2 separate regions of the Homo sapiens genome follow, and region 2 is linked to region 1. Evidence: read pairs that join two places in POLR2A ChIA-PET (ENCODE). Cell type or tissue: PC-9. All regions are shown on one strand. Each heading gives the region's core, and the rest is flanking DNA. Links, peaks and the distances in the headings are about the cores only.

Region 1 (8,331 bases), core at 311-8,310:
ACTCCTTGAGGGCCTGGGCTGAGGTGCTGATGCCTGAGTTTCATGCCCGGGAACTGTGATGGTGAGGGGAGGGCATGAAAGGTGGCTCCTTCAGCTACTGACCCATGGCCCTACAGCCTGCCCAGGAGTACTCTGCAGCCGCCAGCTACCTGCAGCTGCTCTCCTCCTCCAGGGAGGTTAAAGCCCCATTCTAGGTCAGGCCCTTAGGCAGGGAGAGTCCAGCATTTCCTCTTTCACAGCCCCGGGACTTCCTCACCACGCTCAAGCAAGGCCCCTCTGAAGCCGAGCATCTCCTGCGTGCTCCCAAGCCAGGGAACTCTCACTAGGGAAGGACTCGGGGTGGTGGTGGGGGACAGGCCCTCAGCACTTCCCCTCTTAGAGAGACAAGCCAACAGCACAGCTGGACGCCCCACTCGCAATTTGTTCAGCTCAGTTTGATTCTCTTTCTCTCCCTGGTGAGCTTCAGTTTGGAGTTGTTTGCTCTTCATCAGCAGTTTCTGGAAATGTGGTGTTTGGAGAGGGTTGGGGAGGCCTAAGAGAAGGGCAGGGAAGCTGAGAGACTGTGCTGGTGCCCAGCTGCACCTGGGGTGGTCTCTCATGGCACGCGCTGTGCCCAACCCTCAGGCCTACCGCCCTCAGCAGACCTAGGTGTCCTTTCTCAGGCCTCTCAGAACCTTTGGCCTCATACCACCCCTGGCTAGAAAGTGCCACGGGCTCCTTCCACTCAAACCAGAACCTTCTTTTCTTGATTCCTTCCCCTGAGGTCTGGGATTTCTTTGCCTTTCGGCCTGGCTCTTCTTTCCTCTGGAGGCCTGTGTGAGAAGGGGCACGATGTAGGGCCGGGCCTGTCCTCCCGGGTAATCGACAGCCCCTCCTCCTACATTGCCAGCCCCTGTCTTCCTCCCCAGCACCCCGCAGAATGGCTTTGGCCCTCCTTAGAGTGCGCCTCCCCGGGGCTGTGTGCTCCCCGTCCTTTCCTGGTGCCCCATGGTATCTGTCCACAGCAGAAGAGGAAGACACAAAGGCTTTGTGCAGAGACCCCGGGAAGAAGAAGATAAATGGAATTTGCAATAAATCCAGGAGCAAAGTTGTAACTTGACTTAAAAACAAACAAAAGGGCCAGAACTGCACTTAAGCTCGGCAGAAGCTCATCTCCCAGTGTAAACAGAAAAGGGCGGACGTGGGCTGAGGAGCCTCACGGGCCTGGGCTGGCAAGGGAGGGGTCTGGAGCAGGGCTGGCCGCAGACTTCCTCTGGAAGAGATGGGCTGTGGGGGAGGGTCTCTGTGGCCTTGTGAAAGGAGAAAGAAGGTGCTGGCATTGTTGTTGTTTGCCACGCATTTTTCCATGACTTACTCTTTCGAAAGGATACTCTCAGGATTGGGACAAGAAGGTTGTTTTCAAACTGGTACTGGGCAGATAAAAGCTGGGACCAATGGAGAGCAAACAGAAGTGCTGGCATGAGCTCCCAGCCTCAGCCTTCCCTGGAACTGGAACACTGGAGCTCCCTTAAGCCTCTGCACGGGCTCAGAGGGGCTGGGTGCACTACACTGTGTTTCCCTCAGTGGCCCGCCCGCATGACCCTGGAAAAGTCACTCTTGCTGCAATCACTGTGCCTCACCTAGAAGTGTGAGGCTGGACTTAAATTACGGCGCCTTGTTTTTACATGTGACACTTTATAATTTACATATGACACTCCATAATTTACACATGACATGCCACAGTTTACATGTGACACTCCCTAATTTCAACATGCCTCTACACACCTGAGCCTCCTCAACTACTGAAGAAGTTGGGTGGATCAGATGTTATCATCATCTTATGCGTAGGAAAACTGACACAGAGAAGTAAAGAGAACTAGACAAGGTCACACAGCAAATTAGCAGTTGCCCCAGATCAATGCAGTGGGAAAGGTGGGTCCTGAGGTACAGTTCCGACTCAGTTAATAACAAACTGTGTCATCTTGAATGAGCTGCTTAACTTCTCTGTGCCTAGGTTTTCGTCTAAGATGCGATTCCTTCCAAAGGTTAAACAGATTGGCTCCCACCCTCTTTAACTCTTTGTGGCTGGGTTTTTCAAAGTCAGGAACCCCAGGGAACCCAATGGTGTGTCAAGGACCATACAAAACCACAGTTTAAACATGGCATACCTTTCCAGAGCCTCATTTCTACACTCAGATATTTTTGGAGGAAAAAAAGTCAACATAATGAAATCTTTTTTTAGGTTGTAAAACAAGATGGTGATATTGTAGAAGAAGATGCAAAAATTCCAATTTTAAAAGCAAAACCAGAAAACTTCAAGGACACGTGGTGCTTGCTGCCATCTGTTTCCGGTTCTGCAGAGTATGTGTTTGCTCCCTCCTGCCTCCTGGGAGCTTGGTGGGAGAGTTTGGGAAGTGTTGCCAGGGAACCCACCCTAAGAAGCCTGGCTTGGCTCTTCCTAATGGGTATTCGAGCCTCACTAGGCAGTGAGCTGCTCATATTCCTGGTGAAGGTGAGATGGAGCTGTTTTCACAGCATCTTACACAGTTGTTCCGGTCCTAGGCTGCACCTTAGAATCACCTGATGAACTTTCAAACAATACTCATGCCAGAGTCCCACCCGGCCCAAGTGCACCAGAGTTCCTGGGAGTGTGGTTAGGGCACACTGTGTTTTAAAAGCTCCCGGGTGATTCTCAAGTGCAGCTTCCGCTGGGGACGCTGACTGACAGTTTAGACTTCAGAGTTCAGGGATCCTGAGAGTGTCTATGTCCCTGGCGGGAAACGGTGGCACAGACAGCGTGTCCCCTACCCTCTACCTACCAACCACACTTAGACTAGTGGGCGAATGAGACTGCATTCCAGAAGCCCACCCCCAGCTAAAGAAAGGGTGCAGAGGTTAGGGGCGGGTGGAGAGCAAGACGAAACTTTGCAGGGGGGCAGGAAGGCTGTACTGTGTTGGATAGTGTCCCCCCAAATTCATGTCCTTTCCAGAGCCTCAGAACGTGACCTTATTTGGAAATAGGGTCGCTGTAGATGTAATTAGTTAAGACACAGGAGTGGGGTAGGCCCTTCGTCCAATCTGACTACTGTCCTTATGAGAAGAGAGAGAGAGCACATGTGCAGATGGAGGTGCACGCCCAAGCACACCAGGGGCTAGAGGAGGCCTGGGACAGGCTGTAGAAAGTAAAAGTTCCTCTCCAAAGTTTCCCTTCTTGTTAAACTGTTAGCCAGTCGGGTTTTAGTTTAGATTGTCATGTCTGGCTCCAGCCAATGGAGACAAGACACAGTAGCAGGGACAAACTGTGTAAGGAATAAAAATTGATTCCCTCCTTTGTTCGAGTGTACTCTCACCATTGTTCCATCTGCGATGAGCACCCTTTCTGCAGAAAGTAAAAATGGCCTTGCTGAGAGAATTAAATTTATGTTTGAGTGCTATTTCTTTGCAGCACCAGGGAACGAGCATTCTGTTTCTAAACAAATATTTTACATATAACACAGGCTCTCCCTCAGTGCATCGAGAAGGAACCCGCCCTGCTGTGACACCTTGATTTTGGACTTCTCGGATCCAGAAATGTGAAAGAGTGCATTTCTGTTATTTTAAGTAAAACTTGACCAAGTCAGCCTTATAAGAAACTAATGCAGAGGCTGATGTCAGTGAGGCCTCCCTTGAGGGCTGGAGCGAGGGAGGCTGCAGCACCGCCTGGGCCACACCGGTGGGCGTCTGAGGAGCCACAAGGTTGCTGGCTTGATGCCAGCAGTTATATGAAGGAAATGAACACTGGTGGGCTCGTTTTACTGAAAAGCTGAGGGGATGGAGTAAACATGACCTGTCCAAAGTGTCACTCTCCGAAGAAAAGACGAGAACACAGGAGCTAGTTCACTCACTCATTCATTCACTCACTCAGGGAGCCCTGAGTGCTAGGCTCCCAGAATACAAAAGTACATGAGACCAGAGCAGCGTGGCCCTGTCCTCAGTGAGCCTGAGCCAGTGCTCTGCTCCTCAGTGAGGAGGAGGGCCCATGGGCACTAAGATTTCTCCAACCTTGACCTTCGATGACTTAGAGGGAGGCAGGAGGGCAGCCCTGGGGACCATGGCGCTGCCGCTGGGGCATTTTCTGCGGTCACAGCTGTTAATGGGCAGGGCCGAGGAAGGGCTGAGGGGCTGCACACCCATGAGGACATGGAGCTGGCCCCCTGCTCTCCTGGGGCACCTGGTTAAGCACACTTTACTGGAGGGCTGACAGGATCAGGGACAAAAGGCAGCCCCGCCTGGCTGGTGCAGCCACTGGCGGGACACCACAGGAGGTGAGATGGGCTCAGTGGCCACCGATAATTGTACGAAGCTGAAAAATCTCTAGAATATTTCCAGCCCTTTGCACTTGTCAAATATCACACTGGAAACCCTAGCAATTTGTGTAGGACCCTTTCCAGAAGGAAGGGGACTTCATTGGCGTGGCCTTGTGCAGGGGGAGTTTCTCGGAGTTTCAGCCTGGGAGTGGGCCGGGCCTCCCTGTTCTGGGCTCACCCCACCTTCTCCAGCCACTCTCGCGTGCACCTGGCCTCACCATGAAAGGCGACTTTCTAGACGGACTCCCCAGCCAGGAGACGTCTGCGCTTCTCAGGCTCTTTGGTTTTCCCTTCACATTTTTGGGAGTTACATGACACCCAGCAGCCAGCAATCCTGGCGGGCTAAGAAATACAAAGTTCAGGGCCTGAGGCCGCTGTGGCCTCCACTGTGGTTTTTCTGGAGCTCTGTTTCATTTGGGCTAGAGTGAACGCTTCCCTCCGGAGACCCCAGCAGGCAGGGGCTGAAGAAAGTTGAAGGAACAGTCATTTCCACTGTGGCTGGGTGTTGGTCGTCTGGCACGGAGGTAGCCTGACAGCATGCGGACAGGGGGCCAGCGCGGCCGCAGGGCTGGATACACTGAAGGAGCGGCCCAAGGCGAGACGCGGCGTGTGCAGGCTCCCTCTCTGTCTTTGGGACAGCTTGACAACAGCAGTAATCATTAACTCCCCAAGTGCTTTTATTATAAGTCCATGTTACCTGACACTTCAACAGAATTAAAACAGAACAACCATTTGCAGTTAACTTGGCCTTTTATGACCTCACAGACTTTTACAAGGAAGTCTCGGGTTGCCTTATTTTCAAAAGGAAGCCAGGAGGCATGATGGGGACCCCAAAAAAGAGCTGAGAACAGACCCCCAAATCGAAAAGATAAATGAAAAAAACAGATAACATGTTTTATGGTTGTAAAAGCAACACGTGGTCACAGAGGACAATTTGGAAGACACAGAAAAGTATAAAAAATCCCATAGAAGCCACCCATCCCTACAGACCACTGTCAGTGTTCTGAGCTATTTCCACCCTTCCTGATTGTGGAAATAGCTCTTTGCATGTGTGCCTTAAAAACAAAAGTGGAAGCAGATTTGGCACTACAGTTTATGATTTCATAAGTGACGCCCTAAAAACCTATAATATTTCAGGTAAATTTGATATAGGGATCAATAAAGAGAATAAAATTAACCCACAAGTGATTGAGGGCCTAATCCATATAAGGCACTCCATTGGGTACTATGGGGGATTAGAGATGTCTGAGGTTCGGACTCTGGCCTTGAGACACTAGAGGGAGAGGAGAGGAACACGTAAGGGCAGCTTTGATAGTCATATCCTCAGCTCCAGACATTAGGCCCTCAAAATGGTTTGCTGCATTGAGCAGAGTGTAGCCCATCCCAAAGGCTCCTCATTATTTATTCACTCAACAAATATGTACCTGTCCCTATTGCATGTCAGGCATATGGGTGTTTAGGTTTTGGAGCAGGGAAGCATTGTGGTGAGAGCAATGTTTCAGGAGATTTATACGAGCACTGCTGACCAGATGAAAAGCATGATGGGTAATGTTATGTGTTGACTTGCCTAGGTCATAGTACCCGGATATCTCGTCAAATATTAGGCTAGGTGTTGCTGTGAAGGTATTCTTTAGATGACATTAACATTTCCATCAGTAGACTTTGAGTAATCAAATTACCTTCCGCAACGTGGGTGGGCCTTGTCCAATCAGTCAAAGGCCTTAAGAGAAGAGACTGAGGTCAGATTTCAGATTTGCCAGCCTCCACAATTGCATAAACCAATTTCTTAAACTCTATTTGCTTTTCTATCATCTAATATCAACCTATCATGTATTATCTATCTATCTATCTATCTATCTAGCTAGCTATCTATCTAGCTATCCATCCATCCATCATCCATCCACCCACCCACCCATCTATCCGCATCCAACCCTGTTGGTTCTGTTTCTCTGGAGAGCCCTGAGTAATAGAGATGGGACTGGACAAAGGCAGGAGGAGGGAGAGCTGGTTATTCAGAGTGGGTGAGGGAGGTCAGCTGGGCCAGTCAGGATGCTGGGAGGGGTATGTGAACATATGTCTATGTTTGTGTGAACATAACATATGTCTATGTTTGTGTGTCCCAGCTTGCTGGGAGGGAGAGTAGAAACTGAGTCTGGGGACCAGACAGGAAGGTGGACAAGCAGGAAGGCAGGTCACATGGTGGGAAGAGCTGGAGCGGCCCACGGAAGGGAGCAGGAGACCAAGGCCAGTTAGGGAACAGGAGGGCCAGAGGTCAAATACAGTGCAGAGAGGTCTTTGGGGGCAGTTTAGGGACATACACATCCCATTTCTGCCCAGGGATGGGCTTTTCAAAGGACCAAGCAGGTTGGGACAATAAGGCTTGCACAGAGGGGGTGGCAGTGGAGAGGAAGACCTGGAATCCAGGCCCATGAGAATGGTGAAGAGAAATAGGGCAGTAATGATGGGAATTGGTTTGGGGTCAATGATGACTTCAGTTTAGACCTGTTGGGCTTGTGGGAATGACAGAATAAGACTTTCAAGGGTGAGGAGGGGTAGTGACCAGTGTCATGTTCCAGAAAGGACAAGGAAAATGCAGAGTGAGGAAAAGCCATTGGGTTTGACAAGAGGGAGGGGAGGTAGTGGGCCTGCATGTGGAGGGCAGCATTTGTGGGCCCCCTACTATGAGTATATAGAAATGAAAGAACAGAAGAATACTACATGAATGGCGGCAGAGCTGAGTGATGGGAGCCCTGTGCAGATCTGAATGAAGAATGAAACTCAGTCATCAACATATGCAGGCCTGATCCCATTAAGTACTTCCTCTGAGAGTTAGCAAACTGATATCCTTTAATCATGCCTTATATTTATAAAGGCCTTTCTCCAAAGAACTCCAAGTGCTCAAAAACATTAATTAATGCACTCTCCCAGCCCCCTTTAGGGAAAAGTTGGTGGCAGGTATCATCATTCTGTTTATAGGCATGGAAACTATAGCCGACATGAAAATGACGCTGCCAACCAAGGTCACAAAGCTAGTCTGTGGCCAGGAAGGAGGTGAGCCAGGCAGATGTCCTACCTGGCTGTCCTCCTTCTGCAGCTAGGCCATTCCTACATCACCCATCTCTTGCCAGGACCCACCCCCCCACCAAAAAAAAAGTTACTGGTGAGACGTGGCTATGAGATCAACTACAGGGTCCAAGGCTTCAGAGAGTGGCCGCAAGATAATCCCAGAGGGATCTTGGGGCCAGGTGTGGGGCTTGGGGATCAGGTCTTTTGTCTGCTCTGTCTTGGACTACATGGGAACTTAAGCAGCTTACTTCTGCTTACTTATTTACTACCAGCAAATGCTGAGACCAAACAATAACAAAATTTCCAAACTCAAGAAAGCATGCACTCAGTTTGTGTTTCACGGGTACCCACACACAAGAATTCTCTAGAGCTGTAAAGTAAGGAAATACCTCAATTCTTATGCTTCAGGCTGTGCAAAACCCAACCATGTGCTCAGAAGCAAAATGCTCTTTAAACACAAAGAATATCCAGGACAGCCCACTAAGAAGATGATTTGGCCACCTCTGGTGATGATGATGACACCTGCCACCAGCTTTTCCCTAAAGGAGGCTGGGAGAGTGAATTAATTGACATTTTTGAGCACTTGGAGTTCTCTGGACAAAGGCCTTTATAAATATAAGGCATGATTAAAGGGTATCAGTTTGCTAACTCTCAGAGCTTGGGTTTTATCAGGCCATGAAAGGAAGGAAATGCCAGGGGTCCCAATGGCAGAGGTGATCCACAAAGCCCTCTACTGTGGCCCCAGCGGGTGCTGATGTAGGGACCGTTAACCTAAAGGCATGCAGTCCTCCCCAGGACTGCACCTGCCAATGCCGAGCCCTGTGGGCTGCCAATACCCAGCCTGTTGGATAATGAGGGCTGGCTCCTGTGGGATCAGTTAAGCAGTACACACTCCCAGTCTAGAGTTTAATACCCTAGACATGGGTGGACATGGGAAACT
Region 2 (8,331 bases), core at 269-8,268, 87 kb after region 1:
AATACCCTTTGTAAATGGCTTCTGGGACTCCCTCCTCTCTGGGAGTGCCTCCTTCGTGAGCTCTGCATATGGGTGGCCCAGAGAGCAGGCCCCAGCTGTTGCCTCTCCTCAGACATTCCATCCCTATGACCTCATCCAGGTGCGGGCTTGAGTCACCACTCCACTACAGACTCTCTTGATTTGGATATTCAGTTGCCTACTTGACATCTCCCTTTCAAGTACCTCAAACAAAACGCTCCATGTGCCCTTACCCCTACCCCCTGCCACCCAAAACAATCCAAACAAAAACTCCATCAGCCTGGTCTCCATGGACATGTTCTTGATGCAGTCAACCTTTCAGGACTATTGACGTTTCTCTTTGTACCTTGTACTTTTCTTTCACAGCCCTTAGGACAATGTATAATCACTTACTTATTTTCATATTGACTTGTGTAATACCTGTTTCCCAATAGACTGTAAAATTCATGAGAATGAGACCAGGTGGTTTGTCTCCTGTTCTTCCCCACACCCTAACTGGCACACAGTAGGTCCTCACTATGTATTTGTTGAATGGATAGTATTAAAGTGAAGATGGGTCCTAGGGTGAGGAAGAGTTTCTGGGCACAAAGAAAGGCCATGAAACCTGGCAAAAAATACATATGAGCTCATATCTTGTTTTCCTGAGGAGCTATTTGGTTTCTTCCTCCTCCTATTTGATGAAGTTATATGTTTAATTAAAGCCCTGAACAGTTAGAACAAATGTATAGGAAATGATCACATGATCATGAACTTAGCAAACAGCTACAAGCTTAACTGTCTAATATGGGGAGTGCCTAAATGATATGTATCAATATGGTTGACTCTCAGTTATCCATTCCAGTGGATAATCTAATAGCCAGTAATCTAATAGTTCATAATTTACTTGCCTATAATCCCATAAGTTTTACATGTGGCTTTGGATTATGTTTTGGAATTTGCACCAGGGTATGGGGGCTCTGATGGTTTAGGAATTCACAGTACTTTGAGCATATATGTCCTATGTCACTACCCCAGTTGCCCATTAAGGATTCCTCTGGGTTCCAACTGCATGTGGAAAAAATACTGCATTGTGCTTAGGAGGAAAGTGCATTGGTCTTTGTTTGTTTGTTTGTTTGTTTTGTTTTGGCTGTAAAAATTGGGGTCCAAACCCCAGCTCTTGCATTTACTAACTAGCTCTGTTTTCACACTACTTGTCCCCGTCTAAACCACTCCCTCAGGCAGGTGCAAAACAAGGCGAAAGCAGAGTTAAGCTCCTTATGAACTTTCTGTTTTACATCTAGGCAAAGAAACGTTCTCTCTTCTCCTTTTTTTCTCTTTTTCTTTCTGCCTTAGAAGACCTTCTCTTCCAGCTCAGTGGGATGAAGTCAACAAGGTCTTTGCTTTACAAAATCATGCCTGATTGGGAAAGATCCTGAAAATGTCTAGACAAATCTGAAAGAAAAATGCTGTCCTGGGCAATCTAATACAGAAAACTGACTCTGGGCTTTCCCTGGGCTCCACTGGTCCCACCAATGGTGCAAATGACGGTGACTTTCTCCACGTTCTACATACATCTGGGCATTTGCTCATGCTGTCTTGGGTCAAAGTCTCAAGTTGGAAAATGGATTCATCCTGAGATCCAAGGCAGAACCAGTCGTGTTGTCAGTGGGTAGCTGAGACCCCAAAATTCCCACCTCTTTTCCTGTCATGAAGTTTCTATCTCGAGAGAAAACAGCTGTCCATTCTTAGGCCAACTGGGACTGAAGCCAGCTGTTCCTTCCAGATGCCAAGAGTCAGATGCACGCCCACTCTTTTCTCCTATTCCCTAAGGCTGAAGTCTCAAACTTTATTGAATTTATTAATAACCTCAGGGACTTGCTAAAAAGCATTTCCCCAGGCTCTACCTCCAGAGAATCTGATTCAGTTAATTCAGGTTGGCCAGGAAATCTGCATGTTAAATAACAACCCTCCTGCCCCACCTCATTTCTGATCTCTAGGAAATTCCTATGTAATTGGTCTGAGAATCATACTTTGAGTGACAATAGCCACAGTGGAGGCACTGGTGTGCCGGTAAATGTTTAACAACTGGCTCTGGAGGTGGAAAAGCCTGGTTTGTAGCTTGCTGATTTCTGTGGTATAAATATTCCCACCTTGGTCAACTCAAGCTACAAATATGACATCATGATTGTGAAGTTGGGAAAAGGTTTGTGCAATCAGTTCTGATAAGCCCATAGTAACTGATTTCAGCATGCCCACTGGGTGGAAGTGGCCGGATGCCTCCAAATGCTGGTTCCTAGGCTCTGGCATAGAAGGGCCACTGTTTGGTCCAGAATGTCACATCCCCTAATTTTTTTTCCCTAAATCCTTCGTTTTTTGAATGGTTTGTTTTGGTTACTGGCTCTCGGAGACCTTGAGGGGTTCCAAGCCAGAGAACAAAGAAGGGGAAGAGAAGGAGCTCCAAGAAAGAAAATGCAATTAGTGTAGGATGTTGGCCTCAGCTACGCTGCTAACCTTGTTCAACCCAGCTTTCAGCAGGGAAGGGGTTTCAAACACCTGTCTCTGCCTTCATTTGATAAGCTTTCTGGTCAAGTCACATTAACCTGATCCTGCTGACCTGGAGAAGGATGAAAAGGCTGAGTGTCGGGGACCTGAGGGGATGAAAGTGGATGGGGGAGGCCTGGGGGGGGGGCTCATATGACCTGGGGTCACCATCGGCTTAAGGCTTCCCCTTTGTCTCCCTGCTCTGGCCCCATGTTTGAAGGTTCTGGTGATTTCCTCCCGCCCCCCGACTAGGCGAACAGATGTGGAAAGATCTCCAGTTCCCAGGGCTCAGGACACAACTGCCTGTTGTTTCCCGCCTGCAGACCGGGGCCTGCAGTCACAGGCAGAACAGCTACGCAATCACTTGCCAAAGAGCTGAGCCCAGTCAGGTGTGGGGTGCAAGCCTACTCTGCCTTTTGGGAGTGAGAGGATGTGTAAGCCTAGCTGAACAAGAATGGAAAACAACCATGTTCCCGCCCTGTTGTGCTCTAAGTTCACTGTGTAGGAATTCAGAGGCACTTTAGCAGAGGCAATGACTTGAGCTCTTCCACGGCAATACAATGCTCACAGGTGCCATGACCATTTGAACAAACGCTGCCTTCTGGGCCAGCTGCTTCTCTTGTCCCACACTGCAGGTACTGCCAACGTGAGAACTTTGCCCACTTCTAGACTGGAGTTGAGGGCACCCTGCTACTCTAAAAAGGATGTTTTCCTCAGCCCACTGAGCTTTCAGGGCTCACTAGATCAAGGCGGTAGAAGAGTTACAAAGGAAGGGGTGCAAGTGTTAGCTTCCTTATGTACCTTATTTATTCAACACTGATAGTTTCAGAAATGGCTTAGAGCCTAGCTTCCTCACCAATATCCATATACCTTTGACAAGTGGGACAAATAAAAGCATAAAAATATCTCCCTTAAATAAAACGCCTTTCTCATATCTAGTCCATCTACAAGAATAAGCTGATACCTAATGATATGTTTTCTAGTTTATGCAATAAATGGTGGTGATTACAATTTTGCACAAAGACCTGGTACATATACGTCTTAGCATGTAGCACATTTACCTGTAAATGCTACAAGTAGCAGAATGACAGCCATCTCCCTAAAGCACTGATTCTCCAAGTGAGGTCTGCAGTCCCCTGGGATCCCTGAGACCCTATCAGGGTGTCTGCAAGCTCAAAATTATTTTCATAATTTTGATAATATTTCATAATAATACCAAGATGTTATTTGCCTTCTTCACTGTGTTGACATCTGGGTAAAATTGCTGGTGCTAGACTATGCTGGCAGTCACGGCATTCTTCACTGCTACAAACTTACAGGGGGAATAAATGCCAGTTTCACCAAAGAATGTCCTAAATTAGACAGTAAAAATTATTAATTTTATAAAACCTTGCCCAAAAGGTACTTTTTCTCTCCTCCCCTCCTCTCCCCTCTCTGCCTCCCTTCCCCTTCCCCTTCCCTTTCCTTTCCTTCCCTTCCCTTCCCTTTCTTTTCTTTGTGTGATGACTTGGAAACAAAGTATCAAGCATTTCTGGTGCATCCTGAAGTATGATGGTCATCTGGAGGAAAAGCACTTGTGTGAGTGTCCTGAGTTGTGATCTGCACTAGTCACTTTCATGGAACACAATGTTTACTCAAAAGGACCAAATAACCATAGTTATTCAGATTTGGTTATTTGACAGGCATTTTCTCAAAAATGAACAAACTGAGCTCATCACTTCAAGAAAGACAATAATTAACAGTATTTTCTGCCAAAATAGAAGTATAAAGCAAAAATTAGAATTTTTAGAAACCTGTATCTGCCATAGTGAACTTAACACCTTCCCAACACTTACAGAGGTTTTTGATGAGATCAGTGATATTAACAAATAAGAACTTTTAGTTTTCATCAAGAAATATATCAAATTTGAAAAATCTGCATGACTTAGTGAAGCAATATTTTCCAAATGACCCATGCATATTATTTCAAAATCATGCATGAGCAAAAGATCTATTCAGAGTACAAGCCAGATAACTGAATTTTAACATAACTGAGCACAAAAAGTTCATTGATATAGTTTCAGATTCCACATTGCAACTAACCTTAGTAATCTACTATTGGTTGAGTTTTGGTATAATGTCAAAGAAGAATATTCACAATTATCTGAAAAGACTATTAAAATATTCCTCCCTTTTCCAACAAAATAACTACGTGAGGCTGGGTTTCCTTCGCATACTTTATCCAAAACAACATTATCACAGCTGATTGAATGCAGAAGCCGATATGAGAATCCAGCTGTCTTCTATTAAGCCGGACAGTCAAGAGATTTGCAAAAATGTAAAACACTGTCACTCTTCTCACTTGGATTTTTTAAAAAAGTTATTTTTATAATAAAATGTTATTTTTAACGTTTAAATGGATTAATGAATATATGCATTTTAATAAATTACTAAATGTTAATTTATTCATTAACAATGAATAAATATTAAATGAACAAATATTATTTTTGGTTTTAGTTTTTAATATGGTAAATTATTTAATTATCTATTGCTGTATAGCAAAGTATCCTAAAACCTAGTGGCTTAAAACAACAATAATCACTTGAGTTGCCAGCCTAAAGAAATGGGTCCAGCTTCCGGGCAGGGCGTGGTGGCTCACGCCCGTAATCCTAGCACTTTGGGAGGCCGAGGTGGGCGGACCACAAGGTCAGGAGATCGAGACCATCCTGGCTAACATGGTGAAACCCCGTCTCTACTAAAAATACAAAAAATTACCCGGGCATGGTGGTGGGTGCCTGTGGTCCCAGCTACTCGGGAGGCTGAGGCAGGAGAATGGCATGAACCTGGGAGGCAGAGCTTGCAGTGAGCCGAGATCATGCCACTGCACTCCAGCACTCCAGCCTGGGCGACAGAGTGAGACTCTGTCTCAAAAAAAAAAAAAAAAAGAAAAGAAAAGAAAGAAAGAAAGAAAGAAATTGGTTCACCTGGGTGGCTCATACCTGTAATCCCATCACTTTGGGAGGCTGAGGTGAGATGATCATTTGAGGCCAGGAGTTTAAAACAAGCCTGGGCAACATAGCGAGACCCCATCTCTAAAAGAAAAAAAAAAAAGCCAGGAATGGTGGTGCACACCTGTAGTCCTAGCAACTTGAGAGACTGAGGCTGAAAGATCACTTAATCCCAGGAGGTTGAGGCTACAGTGAATTGTGATTGCACCACTGCACTCCAGCCTGGATGACAGAGGGAGACCCTATCTCTCTAAAAAAAAAAAAAAAAAAAAGAAGAAGAAGAAGAAAGGAAGAAAAGAAATTATTGGTCCATATGTCTGAAATGTCTTTGCTGTCTATCTTTGTCCCGTTGCTCATAGTTAGACCATCATTTAGGCAACTTCTTGCTCACTTACCCTCCACAAGCTTGGACACAGGTCCTTCTAGCTCTGTTTCTTCTGAACTTGAGATTACTGGAGACTCCCTTATGAGTTTTAACACTCCCCATAACCTTTGTATGATTTGTACATAGAAAATACCCCCAAAATTAAAAATAAATTATTAAACTAAAGGAAAGGTTAGTAAGATTGCTGGACATAAAATTAATATTTGAAAATAAATTATATTCCAATAAGATACACAAATGGCCAACAAGCACATAAGAAATATCTTTAGTATCACCTGCTCTCTGCAGCTCCCAGGCACACCTCCCCAGGAGCAGAGGTTTTCTGGGCTAGGTCAGGCCCTCCCATTACCTGCTTTGTAGAAGACAGGGAAGAAAATCACTCACTGTATGTAATTTTATTTAAGAGAGTGCAAGAATGTCGTGTTTGAGCCTTTCACTCTTTTTTCTTTGTATTTCTTATCGGAAATGAAAGAAAACAGCCAGTGAGATAGGATCTCAGGTCTAGAATTCCTAGCAGGTAATTTGGGAGTTGAAAACAAATCTCCCCTGAAATGCATTAAGCAGGTGAAGGGGATTCCAGTTTCAACTCTGAAACCACACCTTATCCTGGCCTGGCAAATAACTTCCTTCCAGCCCCAGGCAAATCCCAACTTCCACCCGCCAAATGCCTGCAGTTAATAAACGTTTAAGCAACAACAAAAACCCCAAGTGGAAAATGGAAGACTGATTCGAGGCTGAGATACTAGAAGGGCTGCCTGGGAGCCCCTCTCTGAGAGCCGCGCCCACAGGAGGAACTTTTAGCCAGGGAAGCCGGGGCCTGGAGCTGGGGAACCCAAGGCATGATGTCTTTCAGAGCGTCAGAGCAGGGTAAATATCTGATTTGAGTCAAATGATTATTTTTCTTGATCAGATTTGTCCACTTGTTTCATTGGAACTCCATACCACTAGCCATGGTCAAACCCTTCAAAATGGCCAAAATCTCCAGACTGCATTATTGGGCCACAGTAGGTCCTGCTTCCTGCTAAGTGCTGCAAGACTGGAGTTTCCAAGCTCTGGTCTAGATAGGTCAGCTGAGGGTTGGTAAGGAAGTTCTCATGGGTCCAGAGAGAACTAAGAAAAAAAGGATCATGTTATGCTGTGGAAATGTGCTCCGCGGTAATTTTTATTCCCATTTTACATATCAGAAAACAGAGGCTCAGAGACGTTGAATGACTTGCCACATAGCTAGTCAGTAGCAGAGCGAGGATGGAGATTCACATGATCAATCACAGTGACCACCGTTTGCTGAGCACCTGTAGTGAGACAGGCAAACACCTTGTGCTTTGTGTGTGTTAACTTGTTCAGTTCTCGTGGATTGCTTCCTTTTTAAAGAAATGAAACTGTTCAACAGAGCTTCCTGCCATAAGGGAAATCTTCTACATCTCACGTCCAATAGATAGCCACAAGCCCCATGTTGCTATTCAGCCCTTGAAATGTGGTAAGTGAAACTGAGGAACAAAATTTTAAAATTTTATTTCACTTAAATTGATTTAAATGTGAACAGCCACATGTGGCTGGCAGCTCTGGGAGGTTCAGTAGCTTTTCCAAAAGCCAGCGAAGTGATGAGGTGAGGGTTGTGTTGTGGGGCTGATTGAGCCCCAAATCCATGTGTTTCCCCCTTTCTCTCTGCTCCCCTGTGAGGTGGCCTGCCTTTTCCAAAGTAAAAGACACTGGGAAGGAAACTGACCAGACAGTATACAGTCAGCCAAAAATAAAGCCAGACCCCAAAGGTGGGGTCTGTATTTGAGTCTGCTTCTTCCGAATGTGTCTGGAAGCCCCCATGGGTGGCCAAACAGCCCAGCTGGGGGCTTCAGACCCTGCACCAGTAACTTCCCAGAGCCCACCATGGCCCATTTGGCTGGGGCTTATATGACTCACAGGTTCCAACCCTACAATTTAAACTGCAGCATTTCCTTTTTCTGGGCTTAACACTAATTGGTAGAGGTAGTGAGCTCCCAGGCCCAGCCTCACCCTGTCGAAACATGTAGCTCTCAACAGTTCCCACTGGAAGCACCACCCATGAGGTGCAGCTACCATTGCCATGTGTCTGAATGCCAGTGTTTAACCCAAGCTGGCCCATTGTTGTTCCATGAGCCTCTCTATAGCCTCTGAATGTTCATCTTTGCTGCATCACTCTCCTCCAAAACCTCCAAGGACATCCTGTGAAGCTCAGAACAAAACCCAAAGTCACCACTTCCATGGCTGGCCCCTGCCCACTGCTCTGACCTAATGTATCACAGTTGTCCCCTTTTTTCACTCTACTCCAGTCTCTGGCTTCCTTACTGTTCCCCAAACACATCACACTTGTTCCTATTCCAGGCCTTTGCACTTGCTATTCCTTCTGCTTGAAATGTTCTTTCTGGATTGAACATTGCTTACTCT

What was found. ChIA-PET counts read pairs that join two places held together with the same protein. Peaks named below come from ENCODE experiments on the same cell type or tissue, not always from the same donor. Only the 100,000 strongest peaks of a DNase experiment are listed, where the experiment ranks them.
Region 2: POLR2A ChIA-PET joins it to region 1 with 10 read pairs; 6 of 35 experiments call an interaction of 5 or more read pairs at or near these places.

The regions. Positions count from the first base shown.
Region 1 is chr14:68,600,377-68,608,707 of GRCh38, reverse strand. LOC107984016 (a long non-coding RNA gene) reads left to right here. Exons shown (of 3, transcript XR_943973.3): 3 at 2,222-3,308. It also overlaps a transcript of RAD51B not described here. Among named protein-coding and RNA genes, the nearest start is that of RAD51B-AS1, 81 kb to the left of the region's middle. RefSeq lists enhancers at 1,027-1,673, 8,170-8,331. In PC-9, for the core only: no CTCF peak of the experiment used is centred there; no DNase peak of the experiment used is centred there; H3K27ac peaks cover 824 bases.
Region 2 is chr14:68,512,910-68,521,240 of GRCh38, reverse strand. LOC124903334 (a long non-coding RNA gene) reads left to right here. Exons shown (of 3, transcript XR_007064223.1): 3 at 1-4,934. It also overlaps a transcript of RAD51B not described here. Among named protein-coding and RNA genes, the nearest start is that of RAD51B-AS1, 170 kb to the left of the region's middle. In PC-9, for the core only: no CTCF peak of the experiment used is centred there; a DNase peak (open chromatin) is centred at 6,480; H3K4me3 peaks cover 673 bases; H3K27ac peaks cover 5,461 bases.